Linked DNA regions of Homo sapiens: region 2 is linked to region 1. Evidence: chromatin loops called from intact Hi-C (ENCODE). Cell type or tissue: heart left ventricle. All regions are shown on one strand.

Region 1 (8,000 bases):
TTTCTTTTTGTGTCTGCAATTGGAAGCTGCAAAATAGCTGGGGAAATCCTTTGTCCAGAGCTTTGGGATCACTGGATATCTGAGCTGGGAGGGTCCTCAGAAATTCTTACTCCAATTCTCACATTTGATGGATGGAGAAACATAGCCCGGTGGAGGGAGAAGAGACCGGCTTGAACATATACAGTAAGCTCCTCTGTGACGGGCCAGGATGTCTGGTGGTGACTAGGCGTTCCAGGTCTGCAGAAACAGAGGACTCTGTGGCTCCAGGACCCAGAGACTCTTGTCCACTCAGTGCACTGCCAGCCGCTACATCCAGCACCCGCCTCCAAATCCCCCTCCTTTGCAGAAGACTGCTTTCAATTAGAGGAGTTAACGATGTCTTGCTTTCAAAGGGTTTTTTTAAATCCAGTTTATCTTCCACCCACACACGATGTACACAAAGGCAGGGAGACGGAGGGAGAAGAGGGGGAGCGGGGGCTCTGGTATTTTCCCACACAGGGGACATGCCATGAGGTTTCCATTGAATTTCGATTTTACAGATTTACATGCCCTTTTGTCAATCATGGGAGGGAGGAAGTGCTCATCAAGCCTCTAGTCCAACCTCTCCAATTTCCTTTTTCCACCCAAAGGGACCTGCGAATGAGCCTTATAGAAGAAAATAGGAAAAGGAATGGGGAGGAGGAGTGCGGGGATGGATACTGACACTAACAGTACCCATAAATGTACAAGTGTGCAACACACACAAACACAGACACACACACACACACACACAGCCAGCCAGTGTTTCTCAATATTTCTCCTTAGGCCACATTTTAACCTCAGGCTTGCAGTTCCAATGCCAGGTTATTTCCCAAGAATTGCAAGGGTGCAAGAAGGACAGAAGTTGGTTTCCTGATATAAACCTCCAAGATTCTTAAGGGTCCTGAGGACTACAGGAGGGAAAGCCTGCTGGGAGACAGCCTATAAGACTACAGCTGTAAAGGGCCTCAGGGAACCTGGACACAGAATGGCCCAGGTGAAATAAAACCTCCTCCATAAACCAGGCTTTGCTGTTTTTATCAGATGATGTTCTCCCTCCTCAGTGCTTTCCTGGGAGAGTGAGAGAGGGCACCAGCTCTTTTTTTTTTTTTTTTTTTTTTTGAGACTAAGTCTTCCTATTGTACCCCAGGCTGGAATGCGATGGCACGATCTCAGCTCACTGCAACCTCTGCCTACCAGGTTCAAGCGGTTCTCCTGCCTCCACCCCCCGAGTAGCTGGGATTACAGGCTCCTGCCACCACACCCAGCTAATTTTTGTATTTTTAGTAGAGATGGGGTTTTTACCATGTTGGCCAGGCGTCAGGTGATCCACCTGCCTTGGCCTACCAAAGTGCTAGGATTACAGGCGTGAGTCACCGCGCCTGGCCAGCACCAACTCTTAAAGATGGTCTGCCCAGTATGGGTGCTGCCTGTGTATTATCTCATTTTACCTTCCTAATAATCTTGTGAAATAAGCATCTTTATCCCCAATTGAGATATAAGGACTCTGAGGTTTGGGTAGGCATTGATCAGCCTGCCACGGCTTAGCAGTCAAACTCATGCTCGTCTGACGCAAAGTCTGTTCTCTTCTTACTCCATGGCTTGACCTCCCAATAACTCTTGGTCCATACCCTTGAGGTAATACACTTGCATTATGGTTTCTTGTTTGTCCATCTGAATCTCCATGTATGAGCTTCAAAGACAGTGCCTATGCCTGACTTCTCTTTCCTTTTCATCAGTGTCTAATGCAGGTTACTGGGCAGGGCTCACCAAATGTCCCCTATGTTAAACTAATATGGCTTTCCCAAGGCTTTATAAGATTGGTGACGCATTAGATCTAGAAATCAAAGTCTATAGGGCCTAGACCAATGTTTAGAGATAATAATAACCATGTAGTGCAGGAAAGGGACCAGGAGAACCAGGACTCATTCCCACGTGACATCAGTGCTACCATTCTCTCATCCATTGCACAGGACAGGCACCATTAATTACATAGTGCATCCCTGAAGGTAGGCCTCTAAATCCTTCTCAACAAAACACTATGGGGAGTCACTCTAATTGCTCAGAACTGGCCTAGAAGATGAATCCTATTTGCAATTCTTGAACTTGGTCATTAGCTCACTGAGGGGAAGAATGAGCTCTTGTCTTTTCTATCTTCAGTATTAAGAGCAGAGGAAGGTCCAGCTTAGATGCTAAGCGAATGTATGGCCAGGCGCGGTGGCTCACGCCTGTAATCCCAGCACTTTGGGAGGCTGAGGCGGGCGGATCACGAGGTCAGGAGATCGAGACCATCTTGGCTAACACGGTGAAACCCTGTCTCTACTAAAAATACAAAAAATTAGCTGGGTGCGGTGGTGGGCGCCTGTAGTCCCAGCTACTCGGGAGGCTGAGGCAGGAAAATGGAGTGAATCCAGGAGGTGGAGCCTGCAGTGAGCCGAGATAGCACTACTGCAGTCCGGCCTGGGTGAAAGAGTGAGACTCCGTCTCAAAAAAAAAAAAAAATGTATAACAACAATACCACTTTACATGTCTCATCTCAGTTAATGCATATAATGAACAAACACAACTCAAATCTTCCAACTTCAGGTTCAGGGCCTCTCCCACTACCTGCGGAGCACTATAGACCTCTCCTACCTGAGATCTTCTCTTCATTCCTACTTCTATCCCTGCTTCCCTCTTATGCCTCTAATTCCAAACTGACCAATGAACACAGAAAACTTTAAGGGAAGCCGAGGGTTAACAGATACACAACACAACACAACACACAGGCACACACACACATACACATACACACACACTTCCTTTTTACACACTTAATAGCAATGGCAGAAAAAAGAGAGGGGGGAGCCAGGCTTTCTTTTACCAACCATTAGAAACAATTATCACTTTCCCCAGGCCTCCAGAGCAGCTTTCCCCTTTGATGCCTGCCTTAAAGAGATAGAGGGGAAAGGGAGGGGTGGTTTGCGTTTCTTTCAATATGAGCATTTATTATTCGGCATAGACAGACAATCAAGGAAAGAAGCATTTCCTGTGTGCAGGGCCAGAGTGTGAAACAGAGAGATGGCTTCTTCTTCCCTCCCAGAGTTCTAGAAATAGCAGCAGATCTCAGAGCCTCTACCCAGGAGACACTTTCTGATAAGATAACTTGGCATTGGATGCCCTCCAGCCTTGGGGCTCAGCTCTGGGCTGATTAGCACCTCGTTGCTCCAGGGATCTGTCCCTAACACATTAGGCATTTCACACTCCTTAGGGGTCTCATACCCTTCAGGCTGGCACCTCCCCACAAGTCTGAAATCCTGGGATTTAGGGTGCAAACCCCTGGCCAGACCAAATGATCATGGAGGAAAAGCCAGGCTTTCAATGGAAAGGGAATATAGAAATCATATAAGACGTATTGCCCTACAGCATACTAACATTTTTACAGATAGGGAAACTAAGTTTCTTAGAAATGATATGGTTCAGAATCATAGAATTGATTCTTAGAGACTACTCATTAAATTCCTCAATTTCATACACACAGGTTCAGGATTTCTGGGGGACAACAGATAGATGTCTCAACCTTCTTCTAAGGGAAAAGCTTATGTTAGAGGCCTAAGACACCATTCATGAAAGTGGTAAAGCTAACATGTTTTCTTTGCCATCATTTACTGTCCAGCACCTATGTTCCAAACATAGATTCCCCACATTCCCGGGAAGCCAGTATTACTATCCTCCTTCTTGTTTGTCCTACAGATAAACAGCCTGGGCTCAGAGGTAATAAATAAGGTGCCAAGGCCACACCTGTTCGGAGTGGATGTTGAAGTCTGTGTTACTTCAGTTCTATCTCCTATTCCCAGTCCATTCTGCAGATGAGAAAACTGAGACCCACACAGTGTACATGCTGATCTTAATGAGAATGATGACAATAACGGTGAGGATGATAAATATCCAAATGCTTCCACCTCCATGGACACCATCCTTATGTCACTGTGATGGGGAGATTCATCACCCACCCCACCCCCTTTTTCAAATGGAGAAAGAAAATTCACAATAGCAGTGGAAGTACTGATTAATATAATGACACTAGTCACTCATTTATATTGCATGAAATGTTAGTTCTCACACCTCTACCCCATGGGGTTGGCATCAGCTCCCCGTTCTGCAGACAGTACAGCCAGGCATTGGGCCGAGTCCCTTCCCAGATGCCCGTTTTGAGGAGGAGATGGGCAGGGGGCTTGAGCTCCTCCAGCTAGTAAATCCTCTAACAAGGGAGAGTGATTAGTGTCGGATGTGGCGGCCGCCTTTTGTGCTGCTGACAACTGCTGCCATTAAAGGCCTGGCTGGGCTCATTTCACACGGGCCCTCCGCAGGCCTGCTCCCTGTCTCCCTAATTATGCCATTCACTAGTCGCCCAGGCCCGCCTATGAACTCCTGACCCAGCAGTGAAAGACTTGGGATCTCATTACTAATCTCTTAAGCCACCTAGTCCTCCAAAATACATCCATTTAAGTTGGAGGCCAAGGCTTTGGGGTGGGAGGCGGGGAGAGGGAAAGTCTGGCACAGAGACTTCTCATGACATGGCCATTTCCCCTTTCGGGAGACTGTGGCCTGAGCCACAGGGCAGCTGGCATGACTGTCCGGCTCAGCCCAGGGCAGGCCCTGCTGAGGGTCGGCGGCTGGGCCTCAAGAATAGGAGGCCCTTGGATGGGAAGGGGGAGGACATCTGGGCCCACCTGTTTGTAATTTCAGGGGTGCGGGTGGGGGATGAGGCCTGTGTTTGTTTTAATTATTATTATTGTTGTTGAAAAGGGAGGAAAAAAATGAGCAGAAACTGCTAACATCTGGAGGCTGCTGTCCAGTTTACGTAATCTCTTGCTGCAGAGGAGGAACACGGGATCCCCAGCCAGATGGTCCGTGGGTGACTTCACAGCACATGTGCTACCTCCAAGAGTAAGATGCTGACGGGGTTAAAAGAGTGGGATGCAAAACCTTCCTTGTATTCTTACAGGGTGAGAGGCAGTGGTTTGGGTGCTCCCAGGGATCTGTTTTCTTTTGAAAGCATCTTTTTTTTTTCTGTCCAGCCTAGGATCAAATGTTTCTATGTCTCTCTCATTCTGTCATTCATTCATTCAACATTTATTTAGCACTTATTTATGTGTTAGGTTCTTCATTCCCATGGTCCACATGAAGAAAATGGACCCCAAAGGAACAAAAGCAACAAAGATAAAAATTCCTTCTCCTCCCATGGGGGTGGGAGGTGAAGAACGAAGCAAGCAAACACTCATAGAGAAATGTGGTAGGTTCTGTGTTCAAGCTCTCTGAAGGCTGAGGGAGGGGCTTGGAGAAGGGAGTTGCTGAGGCAATCTATATCTGAAGGCCAGGTCTGAAAGGCAAGATCTTAATATCAAATGGGCTCTGGAGAGCAGGAACTGGAGGAAAAAAAATGGCCAGAGGAGAAAAACTCGGCCACAGCTAAGCCATGACAAACCCAGTTTCCCAAATGATGTCAACAGCGGAGGCGTGAAGGATAAGTTTGAGATGCTGAATATTGTTGCAAACACAGTTCTGAGCACGTTATTTAAAAAAATACATTGCTAACTTTCTGTAGTTTAAACTTTATTTTTGCATTTGTACTGAAAGAAATTAATGAAATGTCATGAATTCTAGATCAGAATATAAAACCAGTGTAGACTCTGGATCAGATCAAGAGAGCACTGTTAACTTCAGTCAGGATGAACACTCAACTCTAGACAGGAGCACAGAGCTATTGCCAGCAGTAGAAAATTCTGAGGCATTTCCAGCTCCAGATAAGAATCCTGAAAAATCATGAATTTTATTTCAGGGCCCGAGGCATTGTCAGTTCTAGAGCAGTATGTTGAGCACTGAAACACTTCTAAGTTCTGGACCAGAATACGAAAACACCATAATCCTAAAACAGGGCTGGGTAATGCCTTCTGCTCTATAGCCCCAAACCTGAAACTGACTGAGATTTAGACACTGAAGATAAAAAACAAAAATCTACTTAGCTTTAATCCAAATGCTTTCTCTGCTGGCTCTAGAGTGAAATTCAGAAACACAGACAACCCTGGAGTAAGGCACTAAAATATGGACATCTCCATCACTCAGCTCAGAGCTATTAAGACTAAAGGGGGATGTCTTAGGAAGCTTCTACACCTCTCTTTGTCCTTTGATTTTAAATCAAAGTCCCTGGGCATTCATGGGTTAATCAGGAAAGTGATGATCACATCCAAGTTCGGTGCCTGGTCACCGAAACCCTTGGTTATGAATAGTTGAACAGTGGTTAATGGCAGTCTTGACCGCATCGGCCTATTCAAGAAAGGTCAGAGGAATGATTTTTTACTTAAAAACATCTGTCTTGAAAGAACAAGACTTTCTCAAGTTCATAAAACTAGAAGTTTCCAGGTTGTTGTTTTTGTTTCCTCCCCTCTTCCCCCTTTCTCCTGTTATTCAGCTTTCCAAATTAAGATCTGTGTGTTCCAGATTGTGTTGAAATTGAAGTACAAGTCACATTACCTGCAGGGAACCCCACTAGATGCCAAGATGATCATGCAGAGTGCATTGTCTCTGAGTCCTGCTTCTCACTGCAGACCTCAGGGTCCTCCCATCCCCTCCTATAGCCTCAATGAGTAAGGGCTGGGAATCACTACATGATTCGCTCTCTTCCTTTTGCTTTTGAAGAGGAGGCAGTACTCTTGTCTAGGTTGCCTCGAGCTTGATTTTTCCTAGGAAGAGTCTCCAAAGGATGCAATGCAGTGATGTATGAAAGGAACAGGTGGACAGCAGTCACTTATGTTTTTAACAGCATCCTGCAGACCTTCCAACTCAAACAAGAACTCCCATTTTTAAAGACAAAAGTGGTATTTCTCCCTGGCCTGCCCCTCCAGGCTTCAGAGGTAGAAACAGTGACTGTGATGTACAAACCGGGGAGCTTTGTCCACCACAGGTGCAATGGACACTGTTGACTTATATGTCCACCACTCTATCAGCAGGGTTCTCTGAGGAACAAGGACCTTCCAGAGTGATGCTTTTCCCTAGTGGCAGCCTTGGCCAGGGCAACAGACATCTGCACAAACGCAGGGTGTTGAAGCAGCTGTTCTGAGATGCAGTGCCTGAGAATCTGGGATCCACAATGTGAACTTCTCAACAACCCCTGCACCTGCCACTTCCCTGAATCTTCCACTAAGCACCAGAAGACACATGCATTTTAAATCAAAGGAATGTGAGTTGGAATTTCAGCTTCTGCCATTCACTGACAACATGGCCTTGAACCCTTCATAAACTCTAATATCTTCCACTGCAGAATGAGATGATGGTACCTATGTTGTAGCATTGTGAGGATTCAAAGAGCTCTTGCACATGCAAATATTTAGATACACCCTACTCACTAAAAATACAAAATTGACATTTTCCTCCATCACTTGCTGCTTCTTTCTTCCTGGCTGTAGAGGGACATGGTTCTGGTTTCAAATTCTAGACTTCCCTGTTCTACCACTGGGCTACCTGTAGAACTTGGGTAAGTGACCTAACCTTTGTGAGTCTTAATTACAGTAGTTACCTCATACAGTGGTTGACAGGTTTAAATGTACAAAAAACAGTGTAGAGTTCTCTACATAATGTAATCACTCTGACAGCCAAGCCATTCTCTTTACTCTACTCATCATTATCAATTTCTGTGATTACTATTACATTATGGTTATTACTGGTATTTGTTGTTATTGTGTAGTCCTTCCTTTTTCTCTGTCTCTTCATTCTATATTCCTTCTTTCCTTTTACCTCTACCTCTTCTTCCTCCCATCTTTCTTCCTCTTACTCCTTCACACCCTCCTGTGCTGGGCCTTGTATTGGGAGATCTCTCTGAAGGTGAACCACATTCTCAAGTCAGAAAGGAAGACCCTTAGATTTCCATCCATCTCTGTAGGAAGCCAATCACAGGAAAATTGCTTAGACCCCAATCTTTCCTGCAAAAACAAGAAGCAAAGGGT
Region 2 (8,000 bases), 55 kb after region 1:
AACATCCATAAGCTAAATTTAGTTTTCTACAAAGTATATCAACAAATATTTGATATCTACAGGTAACTGAACATGTGTTTGATGTTTATGAAAGATACTAATTCTAGGTAAAAATACTAAAAAAAAACTGTATTAAGTATACTATTTAAAATTAATAATAATTATGATACTAATAGTTTTAGATCAGCAAGAATGATATCATTTGCAGTGTTTAACCAATTCATCTATATCTGTTTCCACCATGAGCTGAGATGAGCTGTAGATGAGGCTCCAAATCTGATGACTTAAAAAAAAAATTGGGCTAAATTAGAAATTCCCAAATCACAATTATGAGTTATCACCAGTGACTGCAAATGTTTTCTGGATAGTCTAGATATGAAGTTCAATCTTGGACCCACAAATGATGGGGTACTTTCTCCATGGAGAGTCCTCTGTTTAGTTGTTCAATGTTCCATCAGACAGCAACTTTATCAAAAGCTGGAATTTGATGTATTAATGTGGGAGAGAACAGTGAGAAGTTTCCCTTTCCCCAATTTTACTGCATTGGAAACTGTATCTTCTTGTTCTGTTGCTTCATATGAATGTGGATCTTAAATACATACAGCATTGTATGTTAAATAGCTCAAACAAGTGAGGAGCTTTCTATTCTGTGCTTGAGGAGTCAAATTCTTGGCAATCAGCTGATTTGCACCATAATGCAACAGTTATAAACCCTTACACTAATCTCTTCAATCTTAAACATTTTGACAATTCAGATATAAAATTTTAGGTGTAGGACATTTAAGAAATAAACATATGATCCGGAAATATATAGATAAATATACATATATGTTCCTGCTATGTTCCTGCTTCAGAAAGCCACTTGAGATTATGCAAATAATTACTTGCCTCATCAGTGCCAATATTTTTTTAATGCCATTTCTTTTTTTTTTTTTTTTTTTTTTTTTTTTGAGACGGAGTCTCGCTCTGTCGCCCAGGCCGGACTGCAGACTGCAGTGGCGCAATCTCGGCTCACTGCAAGCTCCGCTTCCCGGGTTCACGCCATTCTTCTGCCTCAGCCTCCCGAGTAGCTGGGACTACAGGCGCCCGCCACCGCGCCCGGCTAATTTTTTGTATTTTTTTAGTAGAGACGGGGTTTCACCTTGTTAGCCAGGATGGTCTCGATCTCCTGACCTCATGATCCACCCGCCTCGGCCTCCCAAAGTGCTGGGATTACAGGCGTGAGCCACCGCACCCGGCCGCCATTTCTTATTTTAAAAACTTGAGTTGGTATCTTTTCATTAACAGTTGGCAAACTTTAGTTGTGGAGTGGGGAGCAAAGAGGAACAGAATCTTGTACATGCTACTATCTTGTTACACAGCAAGTTTAAAAGATATAATTTACCAATCATCTGATCATGTTTGCAATATTTCTATTGCCTTTAATGTTAAATCATGTTCAGAAAGAACACTGCTGGCAAATAACTGATGTCTATGTGGATGAGTATTTATATGCCAGCTCTTTTCACTTGCATTACTGCATCATCCTTGCTGTATTCCTAGCTGGTCCTTTCATCCTAAAGCAGAGGTTTCCAGTTTACATTCCATACCACAAAATCATCAGAAACAAATTAAATTGTTCTTCCCCTCTAGCTTAGTGTTAGTGATGAACAGAAAGAAAGAGTCATCTAATGTGTCTCTTTCATATATGTACTACTCCTACGAGTTGATTCATGTTCTACACATCAGTGGTTTCATCCAACTGTGAAGCAAATTCTTTTTTCATACCACCCCTCCCCTTATAGAAATAGTAATTGCAATTCCATATTGCACAGATATTATGTGACACCCAACAGTGCTATTTAATGAAGGAATTTTGCCAATAGCTTGTTTTGCCTTCTCCACATGTAATGTTTATCATTAAATCTGTCAATAGTTTAAAAAGTCTCTTAGCAATAGTGTGACTTGCAAATAAACATTTTAGCAATGAGGAACATAATTTTAGCAATAAGAGATTTAATTTTGAATAATTATTGGTCTCTTTTCCACCTCTAGAGACAAAATTCTCTATTTTGTACTAGAAAACTTTTTTTCTTATTCTGGAGGAAAAGCACTTAAAAGTTTATTTATTGAGTTTTAAACAATGCAAAAGTCTTGGTGGCTCCTCACCCCTGTTTGCCAGTTGCATAGCATCTTGTCCTGAGAACAGGAAGATGAATGGGTTGATAATCTGATAAAATCCACACTTACTGATTGGACCCACAAATGATGCTTCATTTGCCTCAGTGTACTCATATTCACATTCAATATTCACTCCAGAGCACTGTTTATTATTTATGGTTTAAACATTGTAGTGAGTTAAAATACTCCACTGTTTTTATAAGCCTTTGACCCATTTTGTAAATTGTTGTATAATATGATACAATAGAGATAACAAATAAATATGCAGTTTTCATAAATGTGAATGGTAACCAGCAAAGAACTTAAAAGTGTTTTAACCTAGATGAACTGTGTCCTGTTAACTGAATGTACGCTGTGACTGTGAGGGAAAAATCTAATGGAATCCTTGTAGCACACATAAAGCAACTGAGAGCAAGAGCAAATGGTAGTAGGTACATAAGGGTAGTTCTGTCTAAATCATATATTGTATTACATAGTCGCAAAATGTACGTGTTCAAAAAGAGTCATTGCTTTTCTTCTGAGTTCAGCAAATTGTTTGGAGACCAATCCAGAGACTGCTGGGGACCACTAGTAGCTCACAGCTCATGCACTGAAGAATATGTCATAAGCTCTTCTGTTCAGCACCCTAACCATCTCTTGACCTAACCAGCATCCCTCCTCTTCTTTCTTTAATTAGATCTACTTACTTTTGTATAATGCCATCGCCACAGTACCCACTTCCATGGATGTATGTGACAGCAGGTGATGGCTCACTCTCTTCAGTTCCTGAAATAGTTATGACCCAATACTGGTACACACTGCCAAGATTTAGATCCCTGGAAAATACAAAGAAGACATAATTATACAATTACAATACTGGGCAGACAAAGAGAGAATGGAAAATTGATCCCCTGGAGTAGGTTCTATCAGTCTTGCTCATTTTTGAAATCAAATGCACATTTAGCTATCCAATACTTTCTATTGTCCACTATGGCTACATCAGTTAGCTAAGTATAATGGACTACACTAAAATGTACAGTAATAACCAGCATCAATTGACTGATAACTATGTACTTACTAGGTGTTGTTTTTTTCTTTAATTTAACCTATACAGCAACCCTGTTGGAAAAGTATCAGATGGCAAATGACTAAAAATGAAGACGTTTGTGAGGAAGCCATCCAGGAAAAATAAATATAAACAAAAGCACAGAGGTGGGAAAGCACCACATCAGATTCTTAGGGCATTATCTGATCATGTTTCCTCATTTTAAGACCTGAGCAGAAACTCCATTACACGTGAGCAAACCCTTTTCTGATGCTGTGTGTACAGTGGCTCTCTGCCTCCCTGCCACTTGCTTCTCCCTATTTCTTTCACTCTCGACAAAATAATAATAATAATAGCAGCATCCATTAATAGAATATAGGGCCTTAGGCTAAACACTTTTCATGAATTTCTTATTTGAGAAACAAAACATCCCTACATGGCTGCTAGTATTTACATGTTGATTTTACAGATGGTGAATCTGAGGCATAGGAAGGTAAAGCAACTTGCTTACAATCATATGCTATTAAGTGATATCCTATATTCTGCCTATCTTATCCCTATTTTAGGTCTGTTTTAATAACCTCACCCCTTGCAAAGTTGGGTCATGTCCTGGGAATCGCAATTCCAAGGACTGCTTCCTGCCAGATTTCCAACTTGCCTAGACTGCATCTCTCCTCTGACCTAAAGACCTCCTAGTACCTGCTTGGGCTTCCTCACAAACACACCACCAAATGAACACAGCTACTGCCAATTATCCTCCAAGGCAAATATATGTTTATGTCAATTCCACACGACCACATCCCCCTCCCTATGTCCTTTTTGACAATTTTCAAATGAAGATGTTATTCCTATCTTTCATCTACCTCTGCATCAATTATTTTTAGTAATAATTTTTTAATAACAACAAAGTACCATGGGAAAAAACACAAAATGATAATGAAGAGAATTCCTGTCAGATTCCAGCATTGGGGGGGATTTCATAAACAAAAGGATGATGTCAAAAAATCTCAAGTTCTCCTGCCCGTCTGTTATTTCAGCTGCTGTTAGGACTTGGGCTGTTTGGTTAAGGCCAACAAGATAACAGGTGCAGGGGCAATGGACAGAGAATGTCTTCAGACTCTCAACACAATAATGAGCTGGAGTTTATGAGCATTGAAGGACTCTGGGAAAGAACACAACTTTCCTGAGAATGTTGGATGTATTACCCCAAAGGGAGTTTGTTTTAGCAGCACTGGAACTGCTAATATTGTGGGTAGACCAAAAATCCCTGGAGATTTAGTGCTCTGCCAATGAAGATGAAATAGGTGGACATACCAATATCTTGAGAGATTTTTATGCATGAGTGATGGTTGTTTTGTAAACCTCGAATCCTAATTTGTTGATAGAATTATAGGGTTTATGATTTCATTTAGCTTATTGGCTACTTTATCCACATCTAGACTAATGAGCATATACTTCACCTGGTGATAATTCTAAAACTGGAGTGGGGTGGAGAAAAAAGTAACAATCCCAGGGGATACACAAAGTTACATGATAAATATGACATGCCTTGTATTATGCGTTCATTTTTTTCTAAAATACAGAGGCATGCTTTATATTTTTTAAACGGCCACATTGTGATATAAAATAAGAAATTTTCTTCAGACTACATCCCAGTCCACTGGGGCTATCCAGTCATTGTCTAAGTAGATGGGGGTAGTTCTCTGGAAAAGGGTGAGTATGAAAAGTACTTCTCTACATTGTGTTTTTCACTTCTGGCATGTGTCACGAGTGATTTGCGGCTGATGATATTTAAGGTGGTTGGCTAATATTTGTGAATGTTTTGCTCCTCTCTCCACTTTGTCCTCTCGTCGCGTCTCTTCCTCCTCCTTTTCCTCAATAAATATCAACACAGAGACAAGAAAACATGTGTTTCTGTCCTGGCTGCCTCACTTATTAGCCAGGAAGTCATGGGCCGGTGTTTTACCTTTCTGAGCCTATTTCAAATCAGTCATAAACCTGGCTTCACAGCATTTATCTGCAGATGAAGCATGAGAACAATTATAAAGCACATATGGGCCCAGCCTATGACGAACATTTAATAAATGTTAATCCATTACAATTAATGGTTAATTATCAACATTCCTGTCCACTGAATTTATGCTATGGTCCCCTTACTAGAAGAGATGGAGAGACAAATAAGTAATGTAACCTTGGTGAGGCAAACCCGTGAAGATGCAGCCATCATCTACCATGTGTGCCGTGGCTTGATGAAAATATCTTTTCTACTACTTCACTTGGCTGGAACACCCCCAGTGCCTGGCAGCTTGCTCTCTTTCCAGGTGACCCATTTCAGCTTCTGAAAATTCTGGATCCCAGAAGGTTTCTCTTTACCCTGGGGCGAAATCTGTGTCCCTGTAACGTCTACCCACCGACCTCCTTCTTATCCACTAACATCATATTTGATTAGTACAGAAACCTTAATAACCTTCCTTCTTCTAGCTGTGTGTGTGTGGTTCATATTTCATTGTTTTCCAGAAGCTTAAGCAGCTCTTTGAGGAAGGTGTTGTTATCCCAAGTTTTCAGATTGAAAAATAAAAACCCAAGTCACTCCCTTAAGTTAAAAGGTGGGGACAGTGGGATGGGTACAGCAGTTACTAAAAAGATTATGTTTTCCACGGAAAAATTCCTATGATAAAACTATATTTTACCCAAGTTTAAGTCAGAGTTAATGTTAAATGAGGGCTCTTTTCTCAAGAACCTAGGTAGAATAGATTTCTTTCAGAAGGATAAGCTAGTGGCTTCTGAAGGCTTTGCTGGAGGTTAGAACCTATTTCATTGTTGGTCTAAAAGTAGGACATTTTTGTCAAGTTGTTCCTTTCAGCTGCTCCTAAAACCATCTGGAAAGCCTTATGCTATCACTTGAACTCCTTCCCCTCCTGTGCCTCCTACATTCAGATGGACCCTAAGCCCTCTCAATTCTCCCCACCCAGGAGTTTCCACGTCATCCTTTCTTCAGCTCTCCTGAGGCCCATATGTCAATCTTGACGGCCAAAGCAGCCTCTGGCTTAATGTCCTGCTTCAAGCATATCCCGTTTCCAGTCTTGCCAACATCGTCAGAATATTCTTAAATTTAGAGCCACTGTCCAGCTCAAAATCTTTTCATTTAGTGCAGCGACAGCAGCTTGCTACCAAGCTGAAACTTCCAATTTACTCTTTCTTTGGAACTAAAATTTTAGCAGATCACCTGAGATGTGATTATTTTGGCTACTTCTGATTTCTCACATCAAATTCTGAATGCCATTTTAAGTTTTTTCTTTTTAAACTTCAACCATCCGTAGTAGTAAATCATAAAGTCTGCATCTGAATATTTTATGTTTGTAGCTAATATATTTAAATGTGATGAAGTTGTTTGTCTATTTTGAAGGGTTGTTCTGTGGAATCTTTGCGATTTTTTTTTTTTTTTTAAGACAGTCTTGCTCTGTCACCCAGGCAGAAGTCACAGCTCTCACTGTAGCCTCAAACTCGCTGGCTCAACCAATCCTCCCACCTCAGCCTCCCGAGTAGCTGGGACTACAGGCATGCACCACCACAGTGGCTAATTTTTAAAATATATTTTGTAGAGATGGGGTCTAATCAGGTTGCGCAGGCTGGTTTAGAACACCTGGGATCCAGTGAGCCTCCTCACTCGGCCTCCCAAAGTGCTGGGATTACAGGCATGAGCCACTGTGCCTGGCCCTCATGCATTTTTTTTTTAAACAAAACAAAACAAAACAAAACACTTTTTTCTACATTTAACCGTCATTCTTTAACACATATCGCAAATGGCATATGTGCCATAGGGTTGTATTTCTGATAATTAGAAACAAAAATGCTGGCATTTCTGGTTGATATGATCTCAGTATTCTGCCTCAGAAAGTCATACTGATGGTAAATGTGTATCGAATTTAGAGCACAACTTACACTAAAATTTAATTACAGGTTGTGAAATCATTATCTAAAATATTAATATATACATAAGGAGGGTAAGCACCTTATGACTTAAGCTTAAATATGCATTTAAAATGCATAAATTAAAGTTTATTGGTATGTAGTTAATATGATAGGTCAATTAAAACCTATCTGAAATCTGTAGACAAGTCATGTGATTTTGCGGGGGTCTGTTTTTCTGTCTTTTAATTAGGATGTTTGATTCTTGTCCCATACCACTGTGAAGGTCAAATAAGAAACAAAAAAGTCATATAGGAGGAAGGGGAGAGACAGGCTCATTACCCTATGGAAACATCACATTTTGCTTCTTCCAGAAAACTCTCTCTGAGCTCCTTAAATACTCATTATTGATCCTATTGTTTCTATATCATAGCATTCGTTTATCATTGTCTATCTCTTCAAATAGTCTCTATAACTAAACTGTGTTATATTTCTTTAAAACTTCATCCTCTGGAATAAAAACAGCTATCATAGTTTCTATGTGTTGCCTACTTATTATATGCTACGCACTACGTATCATATTTTGTATTTACAGTCTCAACCAAAAGAACAATCCCTCGAATAATTATCCTCCTTGTGAGATGAGGAAACTAACACTTAGGAAGATTAAGCTACTTGCCGATAGTCACAATATTTTTGTCATGGAGTAGGGATTTGAACCAGTTCTGTCTAACTCCATTCCAAGACAGTGCTTTCCAAAGACAGAAGCCCCAAGCTTTCTCAAAGTACAGCAGAATAGAAATCAAAAGACTTTGTTTTGGATCACAAAGACCTTACATACAAAGACCAGTTGAAAGATTTGGAATTTGTGTTTCATGACTTCCAAATCTTTGTTTTTCTGTATTAA

What was found. Peaks named below come from ENCODE experiments on the same cell type or tissue, not always from the same donor. Only the 100,000 strongest peaks of a DNase experiment are listed, where the experiment ranks them.
Region 2: it touches region 1 in a loop (2.3-fold over the local background); 3 of 110 quality-filtered maps call a loop at or near these places.

Annotation. Positions count from the first base shown.
Region 1 is chr9:116,315,551-116,323,550 of GRCh38, reverse strand. All of the region lies in intron 10 of PAPPA (pappalysin 1), which reads right to left. It overlaps PAPPA-AS2 (PAPPA antisense RNA 2), which reads left to right. Exons shown (of 6, transcript NR_170222.1): 2 at 3,751-3,928; 3 at 4,807-4,947; 4 at 5,160-5,293. Among named protein-coding and RNA genes, the nearest start is that of PAPPA-AS2, 44 kb to the left of the region's middle. In heart left ventricle, no CTCF peak of the experiment used is centred here; a DNase peak (open chromatin) is centred at 4,630; H3K27ac peaks cover 3,816 bases.
Region 2 is chr9:116,260,832-116,268,831 of GRCh38, reverse strand. PAPPA (pappalysin 1) reads right to left here. Exons shown (of 22, transcript NM_002581.5): 8 at 2,847-2,975. Among named protein-coding and RNA genes, the nearest start is that of PAPPA-AS2, 99 kb to the left of the region's middle. In heart left ventricle, no CTCF peak of the experiment used is centred here; no DNase peak of the experiment used is centred here.